Linked DNA regions of Homo sapiens: region 2 is linked to region 1. A link is a loop called in an ENCODE intact Hi-C map of the cell type or tissue named here. Cell type or tissue: mammary epithelial cell. All regions are shown on one strand. Links, peaks and the distances in the headings refer to the core of each region. The heading gives the core; the rest is flanking DNA.

What was found. Hi-C counts contacts between places; a loop is a spot of excess contacts. Peaks named below come from ENCODE experiments on the same cell type or tissue, not always from the same donor. Only the 100,000 strongest peaks of a DNase experiment are listed, where the experiment ranks them.
Region 2: a loop joins it to region 1, with 6 times the contacts of the local background. A loop is called at or near these places in 1 of 110 quality-filtered maps.

Annotation. Positions count from the first base shown.
Region 1 is chrX:56,761,646-56,767,431 of GRCh38, forward strand. The region is part of intron 2 of NBDY (negative regulator of P-body association); the gene reads left to right. Among named protein-coding and RNA genes, the nearest start is that of NBDY, 35 kb to the left of the region's middle. RefSeq lists enhancers at 1,962-2,011, 2,032-2,151, 2,115-2,616, 2,612-2,971, 5,455-5,684. In mammary epithelial cell, for the core only: CTCF peaks have their summits at 2,297 (motif pointing left) and 2,956 (motif pointing right); DNase peaks (open chromatin) are centred at 2,206 and 2,946; H3K4me3 peaks cover 686 bases; H3K27ac peaks cover 654 bases.
Region 2 is chrX:57,570,898-57,576,683 of GRCh38, forward strand. No RefSeq gene overlaps it. Among named protein-coding and RNA genes, the nearest start is that of ZXDB, 18 kb to the right of the region's middle. In mammary epithelial cell, for the core only: a CTCF peak has its summit at 3,051 (motif pointing right); no DNase peak of the experiment used is centred there.

The DNA.
Region 1 (5,786 bases), core at 1,104-5,103:
ACTGTCTTTACTTCTCGTCCACTTCTGGTTTGGGGAGGTCAGGATTCGCCTGGAAGGCAGGGTCCGGTTGGCAAGCGAACATATTTAGGGAGAACACGCCTTCTTTTCCTCAGGAAATTAGAAAGACCTCAGTTGACTCCTGCCAGATGTAATCGGGGTGCCCCTCTCCTTTCTGCCCTCTCTCCCTAGTGCCATAGGTGGCTGATTACCTCCTTTCCCTGGTGTCCTTTTCCTCTCCGTTTTTCCTCTCTCCTCCCATTTCTGGGGTCCTACCCTTCATTGGCCTTGTAGACTAGGGGCTCGTGGCCCCTTGCGGTTTGCAGATGACATCCAGAGGGTATGGTTTAGCCTGCATCTTTGTCCTCTGTAGCCCCTGCAGACCTATTTGTGGATCAAAGCTTTTGATCCGACTCACAAGGGATCCCATCAACAAGAAGCTTCTTGGTGGTGTGTCCTTTCACTGGGATGTCACTGTTGTCTCTTTGTCACTCGTTATGTATGTCACCACGCATTGAGGCACCCATGAACTCTATCCTTCAGGACAGCTGAGGTGGCATGAAGCTGCCATTTCTTGTTCTTTTTCTCCATCTGGTTCTTCTTCCTCTTCCTCCTCTTCCTCTTTCTTTCTCTTTTCTTTTCTTTTCTTTCTTTCTTTCCACCTCCTCCTCCTTTTTCTTCTTCTTTTCTTCCCTCCTCCTCCTCCTCCTCTCTCTTTTCCTTTCACTTTCAGATCTTGGCGAGACAAATGTTCTATGGAGACTGCTTCTTCTGCTCCTTGGTAATGGGGGATGTCCCTCTGCGTGCTAGGCAAGGAGAAAGCTTCACTTTTGTTCTGAAAGGAGCAGAGATGAAGGTCACATGTTCAGTTCCTCTGGTCCTCTAAAAAACCACCCATGTGTTACTTTTAAGTGAAATGTCATTCTGAATGCACTTCCTACCAGTACCTCACGATTCATCCTTCTACCTTGTTCTCCTTGAAGACGATCTAATAATGTAATCTTGGCCAGTAGGAGCCTCAGCAAGTTTTCCCCCATTTCCTCTCCTTCCAGTCAAGCCATGTGAACACAACTATCCGGATTTCAGTGTATACAGGCAGGCTGTCTCTGCCATGTGCCAGTTTACCCACTCTCACACAGGAAGGCACCCACAAACCATAGACACAGATACACATACACACACTCACTAGGGACCTCAGAAATGAAATCACAAACACACCCGCACACAGAGACACATGCAGACACACACAAACACACACATAGACACACAAACAAGAAACCTCACAGGGGCACAGGGGTGCAGGCCCAAGCATTCTCCCACACAGACACATACACACCACCACAGGCACGAGACTGCCTACAATTTCTCCCACACAGGTTCTAAATGTGCAAAGGGAACAGGAGACAGGGGAGAATTCCTGACTCCAGGCCTGGGCCATCATGCCATTGATTGATGGGCAACTCTCGCCTTCTCCTGAGAATCAATGTGGGAAGTCTGTTAACAGATAGGATCCAGCAGCTGGTGTAAAACTGGAGCATCCTGGGTCAAGCTGCTTAAAAAGGAACCTCACTTTGTGTTAGAGACAGAGAGAGTTCCCTTGGGAGCCTTGGCCCTGTGTGATGCCATAAGAATCTGTGGTGTGTGGTGGCATTCCCCAGCACCCCTGAGCCACCCTCCTCCCACCCCCATCTGTGTGAAACCCAGGACAGCCTGAGCAGAGTCAGACTTGAGCAAGTTGCTGAGTGTCCTCTCTGAGAGATACTCCTGCTTCAGGCCCTGTGGTTTCCAGTTGAGCAGTCCACCTATTTTGATGACCTCCATGTGTCAGCCCAAGGCGGTAAACTCTACCTGGAGCTCCAGGCTTTCGTAGGACCCCCAGTCCTGCAGCAGAACCTTGTGTAAGCCAGCTGGGTGACCAGCACCTTGTCCTGGGGCAGTAGCCCTATGATCCTAGTCCTCCTGTGGTGTCCCAGTAATGATCATGTTTTTTGTTGTTTACTTTCTGCACGGGCAAGAGCCATGAAACCTGCAGAGAGCCAAAGGAAGGGCAAAGGCTGGCTCCCTAAACAGGATTCCCACAGGATCTCCAGCCTACTGGTCCTGGTCCTTGGTCACACGGTCCCATGAGTTTGGTGATCAATCTGGGACCAGGTGACTGATTCCTTTCACTCCTCTGTCTTTTTTTTTGTTTCTCTTTCCTCTTTACCTTTTTTCACATGGGAAAAGGCGGAGGCCCTGGAGTTGAAGTGGCAGGGTTACAGTTGTAGTTGGCGTTTGTGGAGCCATACTGCCATCAAGCGGAAACTGTATCTAGAAACCGGAGGCAGCTGGGCACAAGTGCTGGGGAAACCCCACGAGCGCAAAAGAGATGGCGGCATGGAGCCCCCAGGCTGAAGCAGGACAAGAGAGGAACTCCAAGCTGGCCCTTGGCCTGTGCTCATTCCCAGGATGCCTCCCTGGTTCCACAGCTCTCTCCGAAAAAAAGGGCAGGTAGGGGCGACCCACCATGGGTTCCCCTGGTCATCTCCAGGTACTGCTGGTCCTGGGTTGCCACGTCTCCAGTATCCCGAAGCTCCTTTGTTCCCCGGGAGGATCGGGGCCCCCTTGCCAACACGTGGCTCCAGCCAAGGGAACCCCGGAACTCCCCACAAAAGACACCAGAGTAAACGGCCCCCGTCTCGGCCAGTGGCTTCGTTTATGTCCATCTCAACATGGCTGCCGGGCCAGCTCCGCCCTCTGGGCTGACTGGTCTTGGGGCTGCCTGGCTGTTCTGTCCTGGGGCCTCTAGAGTAGTTGCTTCTCCAAAGCGTCCCAATGCCAGGTACACTTCCTTCAAGGGCTCAGAACCCCGGTGGGGGAAACCCAGGCTTAGACATAGTCTAAGCACATCCTCGCTGATCTCTGTTCCTGGCAGAAGGCAGGTGTCCGTGCATCCTGTTGTGTTCAGAAACAACTTCCACTAGATGGCAATGTGGCTCCACAAACAGCAGTCTTGTCTTTCCCTTCCCCCATTTTCTTTCCCTCTTTCTGTTTTTGGTGCCAAAAACCAAAACAAACACCAAAAAAAAAAAAAAAAAAAAGAAACTGGCCTAGGAGCACCCATCTCACCTACAGCAGGGCTTCCCATCTATGTGGTCACTTTGGGGGAACCGGCAACAGTAGGATGGGGTAGGGGTGGGGGCCACAGGGAGCAGGGCAGCTTCCTGGCCCAACAGGCCTCTGTGCCCACGCGGTGCAGACCCGGGCTTGAGGGGCTGATGCTTTCTCCTGGCTGGTGGCTCTTCCTCTGTGAGGCCACAAGAGGCCACTCATAGTGCTGCCAGCTGTCCATCTGAGGCACTTTGCATTGCAGTTCGCTGTCAATCTCATTGCTCACTGATTCTTTGTGTACTTTTGGAGTTTTTCTCCCTTCACTTTTTTCTTCTTCATTCTCTTTACTTTTTCTCCACTTCTGCTCCAGGAGCAGACTGGAAGGCAGGGTCAGCTGGGCGCGGGGACACCGTTAGGGAAAACAGGCTTACTTTTCCTAAGGAAATTAGTAGGACTCTAGCTGACCCCTGCGAGGAGAAATTGGCGTTTCCCTCTCCTTTCTGCCCTGTCTCCATATTGCAGTGGGTGGCTGATTATCTCTTTTCCCTGGTGTCCAATTCCTCCCCGTTTTTCATCTTATTCTTTTTTGGGCGGTCCTTCCCTGCCTTGGCCTTGTAGCCTTGGGGCTTGGTAGCCCCTTGCAGTCAGCTGATGACATCTTCAGGGCAAGGTTCAGCCAGCACCTGTGTTCTCTGTAGCTTCTGCAGGCCTACTTGTGGATCAAAGCTTTTGATCTTACTCAGGAAATACCCCATCAACAAGACGCTTCCTGGTTGTGTGTCCTTTAAGCCGGATGTCAGAAGTGGCTCCGTGCCCCTCGTTGTATGTCACCACGCGTTGAGGCCCTCCTAAACTAGATCCTTCGGGACAGCTACAGTGGCATGGACCTCTCACTTCCTGTTCTCCTTCTGATTCTTCTTCCTCTTCCTCCTCCTACCCCTCTTCTTTAATTCTTCTCCTTCTCCTCCTTCTCCTCTTGCTCCTCCTCCTCCAACTCCTTCTTATCTTCCTACTCCTCCTTTTTCTTTTTCTTCTTTTTCCTCCTTCTACTCCTCCTCCCCCTCCCCCTGCACTTCCTTCTCCTTTGCCTCTTTTTCTTTTTTTGCTTTTGCTTCTGCTTCTGATTCTGCTTCTGTTTTTCCTTTCACTTGCGGATCTGGGTGGGCACGTGTTCTAGCAGACTGCTTCTTCTTTTGCTCCTTGGTGATGTGGGATGTCCCTCTGCAGAATTAGGCCTGGAGAAAGCTTCACATTCGTTCTTTAAGGAGCACAGATGAAGGTCATGAGTTTAGTCCCTCTGGTCCACCAAAAGGCTACCCACGTGTTACTTTTAAGTGAAATGTCATGGTGAACGCACCCTTTACCCAATACCTCATGGCTCATTGTTATTTCCCATTCTCCTTCTGGATGCTGTAAGTGTAATCCTGAGCCAGTAGGAGCCTTGGCAAGTTGTTTCCTAACTCCTTTTTTTCCAGTCAAGCCATGTGAACACATCAATCTGAATTTCAGTGTGTGCAGGCAGGGTGTCTCTGCCACGTGTTCATTTGCTCACATTTCAGTGTGTGCAGGCAGGGTGTCTCTGCCACGTGTTCATTTGCCCACTCTCACTCACACAGGGAGGCACACACAGACACACATGCAGGCACTTACAAGAGACCCCCAGAAGAAGAAATAAAATCACAAACACACACACAGAGATACATGCACACCCAGACAAAAACACGCTTACACATACCCACACAAACACACACATACACACACATAAAGTAAGCTCACAAAATCAAAGGGGTAGGGGCCCAAGCATTATGGGACACAAACACACATCGCCACAGGCATGCGACTGCCCACATTCTCTTCGACAGGGGTTCGAAATATGCAAAGGGGAAAGGGAGACAGAGGAGCATTCCTGCCTCCAGGCCTGAGTCATTATGCCATTTATTGGGCAACTAGGGCCTTCTCCTGAGAATGAATTCGGGAAGTCTGTTATCAGATAGGCTCAAGCAGCAGGCATGAAACTGGAGCATCCTGGGTCAAGCTGCTTAAAAAGGGCCCCCAAGCCTTGTCCCTGTGTGATGCCATGAGAAGCTGTGGTACTTGGTGGCCTTCCCCAGCCTCTCTGAGCCACCCTCCTCCCAACCCTACCTCTGTGAAAGCCGAGACAGCCTGAGCAGAGTCAGTCTTGAGTGAGTTGCTGAATGTCCCCGCTGAGGGAGACTCCTGCCTCAGGCCCTGTGGCTGCCTGTTGAGCTGTCTATCCGTTCTTCGGACCTCCATGTGCCATCCCAAGGTGGTAAACTCTAACTGCAACTCCAGGCTTTGGGAGGACCCCCAATTCTCCAGCAAAACCTTGTGTAAGCCAGCTGGGTGGCCACTGCCTTGTACTTGGGCGGCAGCCCTGTGATCCCAGTCCTTCTGCCGTTTTCCAGTAGCCATGATTATACGTCCTTTCTCTTTTACTTTCTACACCAGCGAAAGCGATGAAACCTGGAGAGGTCCAAAGGAAAGTCAAAGGCTTGCTGCCTCCACAGCGTTCCGACAAGGTCTCCAGCCTACTGATCCTTGATCCTAGGGTCCCCTTAAGAGGTGAAAGTCTGATGGCAGCCCTGGCAGCCCTCGCTCGCTCTCGGCGCCCCCTCGGCATTGGCGTCCACTCTGGCCGCCCTTGAGGAGCCCCTCAGCCCGCCGCTACACTGTGGGAG
Region 2 (5,786 bases), core at 812-4,811, 810 kb after region 1:
ACTAAGGGAAGCCCATCAGACTAACAGCTGATCTCTCGGCAGAAACCCTACAAGCCAGAAGAGAGTGGAGGCCAATATTCAACATTCTTAAAGAAAAGAATTTTCAAACCAGAATTCCATATCCAGGCAAGCTATGCTTCATAAGCGAAGGAGAAATAAAATTCTTTACATACAAGCAAATGTTGAGCCATTTTGTCACCAGCAGGCCTGCCTTACTAGAGTTCCTGAAGGAAGCACTAAACATGGAAAGGAACAACTGGTACCAGCCACTGCAAAAACATACCAAATTGTAAAGACCATCAACACTATGAAGAAATTGTATCAACTAATGGGAAAAATAACCAGCTAGCATCATAATGACAGGATCAAATTCACACATAACAATATTAACCTTAAATGTAAATGGGCTAAATGCCCCAATTAAAAGACACAGACTGGCAAATTGAATAAAGATTCAACATCCATCAGTGTGCTGTATTCAGGAGACCCATCTCATGTGCAAAGACACACATAGGCTCAAAATAAAGGGATGGAGGAATATTTATCAAGCATTGGAAAGCAAAATAAATAAATAAATAAATAAATAAATAAGTAGCAGGGGTTGCAATCCTACTCTCTGATAAAACAGACTTTAAACCAACAAAGAAAAAAAAAAGAAGAGCATTTCATAATGATAAATGAATCAATGCAACAAGAAGAGCTAACTATCCTAAATATATATGCACCCAATACAGGAGCACCCAGATTCATAAAGCAAATTCTTAAAGACCTGCAAAGAGACTTTGTAGACTCTCACACAGTAATAGTGGGAGATTGTATCACCCCACTGTCAATATTAGACAGATCACCAAGACAGAAAAATAACAAGGATATTCAGGACTTAAACTCAGCTCTGGACCAAGCTGACATAATAGACATCTACAGAACTCTCCACCACAAATCAACAGAATATACATTCTTCTCAAAACCACATACCACTTATTCTAAAATTGACCACAGATTGGAAGTAAGACATTCCTCAGCAAGTGCAAAAGTACAGAAATTATAACAGTCTCTCAGACCACAGTGCAATCAAGCTAGAACTCAGGATTAAGAAACTCATTCAAAATCACACAACTATATGGAAACTGAACAACCTGCTCCTGAATGACTACTGGGTAAATAACGAAATTAAGCCAGAAATAATAAGTTCTTTGAAACCAATGAGAACAAAGACACAATGTGCCAGAATCTCTGGGACACGGCTAAAACAGTGTTTAGAGGGAAATTTATAGCACTAAAACCCCATAGGAGAAAGCAGGAAATATCTACAATCAACACCTTAACATCACAATTAAAAGATTTAGAGAAGGAAGAGCAAACAAATTCAAAAGCTAACCGTAGTCAAGAAATAACTAAGATCAGAGTAGAACTGAAGGAGCTACAGACATGAAAAACCCTTCAAAAAATCAATGAATCCAGGAGCTGGTTTTTTGAAAAGACTAACAAAATTGATAGATTGCTAGCCAGACTAATAAAGAAGAAAAGAAAGAAGAATGAAATAGACACAATGAGAAATGATAAAGTAGATATCACTGCTGATCCTGCAGAAAGACAAACTACCATCAGAGAATACTATAAACACCTCTATGCAAATAAACTAGAAAATCTAAAAGAAATTGCTAAATTCCTGGACACATACACCCTCCCAAGACTAAATCAGGAAAAAGTTGAATCTCTGAATAGACCAATAACAAGTTCTGAAATTTAGGCAGTAATTAATAGCCTACCAACCAAAAAAAGCCCAGGACCAGATGGATTCACAGCCAAATTCTACCAGAGGTACAAAGGGGAGATGGTACCATTCCTTCTGAAACTATTCTAAACAACAGAAAAAGGACTCCTCTCTAACTCATTTTATGAGGCCAGCATCATCCAGATACCAAAACCTGGCAGAGACACAACAAAACAATACAATTTTAGGCCAATATACCTGATGAACATCTATGGGAAAATCCTCAGTAAAATACTGGCAGACCAAATCCAGCAGCACATCAGAAAGCTTATCCACCACGAACAAGTTGGCTTCATCCCTGGGATGCAAGGCTGGTTCAACATATGCAAATCAATAAACATAATCCATCGCATAAACAGAACCAATAACAAAAACCACATGATTACTTCAATAGATGCAGAAAAGGCCTGGGATAAAATTCAACTCCCCTTCATGCTAAAAACTCTAAATAAATTAGGTATTGATGGAACATATCTCAAAATAATAAGAGCTATTTATGACAAACCCACAGCCAATATCATACTGAATGGGCAAAAGCTGGAAGCATTCCCTTTGAAAACGGGTACGAGACAAGGATGCCCTCTCTCACCACTCCTATTCAACATAATATTGGAAGTTCTGGCCAGGGCATTCAGTCAAGAGAAAGAAATAAAGGGTATTCAAATAGGAAGAGAGGAAGTCAAATTGTCTCTGTTTGTAGATGACATGATTGTATATTTAGAAAACCCCATCATCTCAGCCCAAAATTTCCTTAAGCTGATAAGCAACTTCGGCAAAGTCTCAGGATACAAAATCAGTGTGCAAAAATCACAAGCATTCCTATACACCAATAATAGACAGAGAGCCAAGTTATGATTGAACTCCCACTCACAATTGCTACAAAGAGAATAAGATACCTAGAAATACAACTTACAAGGGATGTGAAGGACCTCTTGGAGGAGAACTACAAACCACTGCTCAATGAAATAAGAGAGGATACAATCAAATGGGAAAACATTCCATGGTCATGGATAGGAAGAATCCATATGGTGAAAATGTCCATACTGCTCTCCAGAGTAATTTATAGATTCAGTGCTATCCTCATCAAGTTACCACTGACTTTCTTCATAGAATTGGAAACAATCACTTTGAATTTCATATGGAAACAAAAAAGAGCCTGTATATCCAAGATAATCCTAAGCAAAAAGAACAAGGCTTCAGACAAATTTTGCCATTAAGTATGTGTGGTGATTTCCTGGATGTCAGGGCTGAGCAAGGAAAAAGTCATGACCAGGAGATGGCAGTAGCACACAACGTGGTTTATTTGGGTGGCCCTTTGAAAGGTTTTAGGAGAGGGGAACTTCCCTCAAAGCAGGAGACCTTCCAGAGAGAGGCAGCAGCAAGAGGCCACCACCCAGAAGAGGAAGAGTTCAAGGCAACTTCCAGTGAAGAGAAGAATTGGACAGGAGACTTACGTGTCTATGGGATGTTACTCAGCAGCCTGGTGTGGAGTCTCTGGGTCAGAGAGCTCCCATGGGCATCAGAGGCTTGAGGCTTTTTTCCAGCCCCAGAGTATGTCCTATCTACAGCTAGCAGATGGTGTGTCTGGTTTTACAGAGGGTGCAATGTGGGTGGGTTCTAAATGGCTAAAAATGTGCTTATTGAGGGCCATATTTAAAGCAATTGGATGTGTAAACATTTGATTTGAGTTCCAATGAGCTTTGAGCTAATGGTCTTAGCCATCTCTGAATATAGGTGACAAGATACATGGCACAATCTAAAGATATTAAACCCACTTATATAACAGTCCATGCCTTGGCCCCATGTTATTCTACAATCTAAGTTGTATGCTATTTCACGGCGTTTGAGTTGGGAGCCAGCGATGAAGCGTCCCCAAGACCCAGAATGCTATAAGGCTACAAATTAGGATTTTAAAGCCAGTTCTCAGCCAGTCTGCCCACTTGGGCAGCCAGTAGAATAGATTAGAAAAGGAGACAATTTTGATTTGATCAATCCGTTTAGTCAACAGAGTGGCATTTATATCCCCTTTCCTACATGACCCCAGCTATCTGTAAAACTTGGTATTATCTACACACATGCAGGAAGATAATTTTAGCAAGCATACAGCCCTCGTGCCCTCCAACCCCTCCAGCAGCCAAATACCTGACCTAGGGCTATGCAGTTATCTCACACCATAGCCCCTAAAGTACAGTGAGATTCAGCAAAGAGTTTTGGTCCTTGGGCTGTTTATCTAATTTGTGTGGGTAATTCCTTCAACATGGCTATCTGTGTTTCTCTTAATTGTGGTGTGCTGTTCCACACACATGCTGTTCCTACTGCCTCCAAAATTAGTGATCCTAGGGAAGTTAGTACCATGAAGAACTATTTGGAAAGCTCATTTGTGACATTGGGGAGTTGCAGCTAATGTGGTTTGGTGGCGGCAAGTACTTGGCGGAGGGGGTTCCACTGTTGAATAAAATTCTACTGGAATTTTGCACCAATCCCAAGTGCAGGAAATATTCTTCAGGGTTGGATGAGGAGAAGATTGTGATAGGGAAGCCATCTGATTCCTTTACAGGACCACCAGGCTCCCTGGCTGCCTGTATTCTCTGTGTTCCACTGAAGGGAAGTTCACATGGCTTCGTGAAGTTCCAGAAGTTCCAGGTTGTGTTAATAGGAGCAGAAAATGGTATAGTCAAACAAGCTTGTGTTATCCACCTTGCATTCAGCACCTGGGTTAACTAAATTTGTCGTGGGCTCAGCCCACCATTGTCTATACATTTATGTGAGATAAGCCTCTGGATAAGGTTGTTGAATGTCAATGGTTAGGGGAATCGGCTCATCTAAATAAGTGAGGTATATGATGCAGCGTTGCCAGGAAAGAAGTATTACACTATGTTTTCTAAAATCAGGTTGGCAGAAGCAAACCCTGCATTAGGTTAGATTTACCATCTTATATGTTGCTGTGGCTAAGGCTATAGGCACGTTTGGTGTAGTCGGCAATTGCATGTTCCTCCTTGCTGTGACTGTTGTGTGTTGTGCTTGAGTTTCCTGTTGATTGCCAATAATAAATAGTATTGATGTGTTCCCATGAGTGTGGGATAGGTTTTGTAGGTGCTCTTGGCAGTCCAAGAAGAACGTTGTTAGTCTAACCACACAACAAATTAGATCCTGAATTATGAGGCACTTGCATATGAGTGAACAAAACAGGTGAACCAAGTATTTTTTTAAAAATAGACATCGGCCGGGCACGGTGGCTCACCCCTGTAATCCCAGCACTTTGGGAGGCCGAGGCAGGCAGATGATGAGGTCAGGAGTTCCAGACCAGCCTTGCCAATATGGTGAAACCCTGTCTCTATTAAAAATATATAAAAAAAAATTAGCCAGGTGTGGTGGCATGCTCCTGTAGTCCCAGCTACTTGGGAGGCTGAGGCAGGAGAATCACTTGAACCCAGGAAGCAGAGGTTTCAGTGAGCCGAGATCGCGCCACTGCACTCCAGCCTGGGTGACAGATCAAGACTCTGTCTCAAAAAAGAAAAAAAAATATATCAATTGTATCAAGGCATAGGTCCCTTTTATGTTCCCTTGTATTGCAACATTATTGTGTTTCAGTGGGGGACCAAATACTTTATGGACTCCATTTTAGGGGAAACTTTCATGGGGAAGAGGTTTGTATACCTTTAATAACCTCAGGAGTGGCCCCTTGGGAGGTGGCAGTGTGACTACACCAATAAATTTCCTCCCAAGTACTCATGGACATAAAGTGTCTACTGAGACACTGGAGACTACTAGAGGGGGACGGGGGAGGGGAGCAAGGGTTGAAAAACAAACTGTTGGGTACTATGCTCAATACCTGGGTGATGGGATCATTTGTACCCCAAACCTCAGCAACATGCAATATACCCAGGTAACAAACCTGCACATGTGCCCAATGAATCTAAAATGAAAGTTGAAAAAGAAATGAAAAGACATACAAATGTTTTAATAAAGATGAAAAACATTCCTCCCAAGTTAGTTTCACTACAGGTCTTCT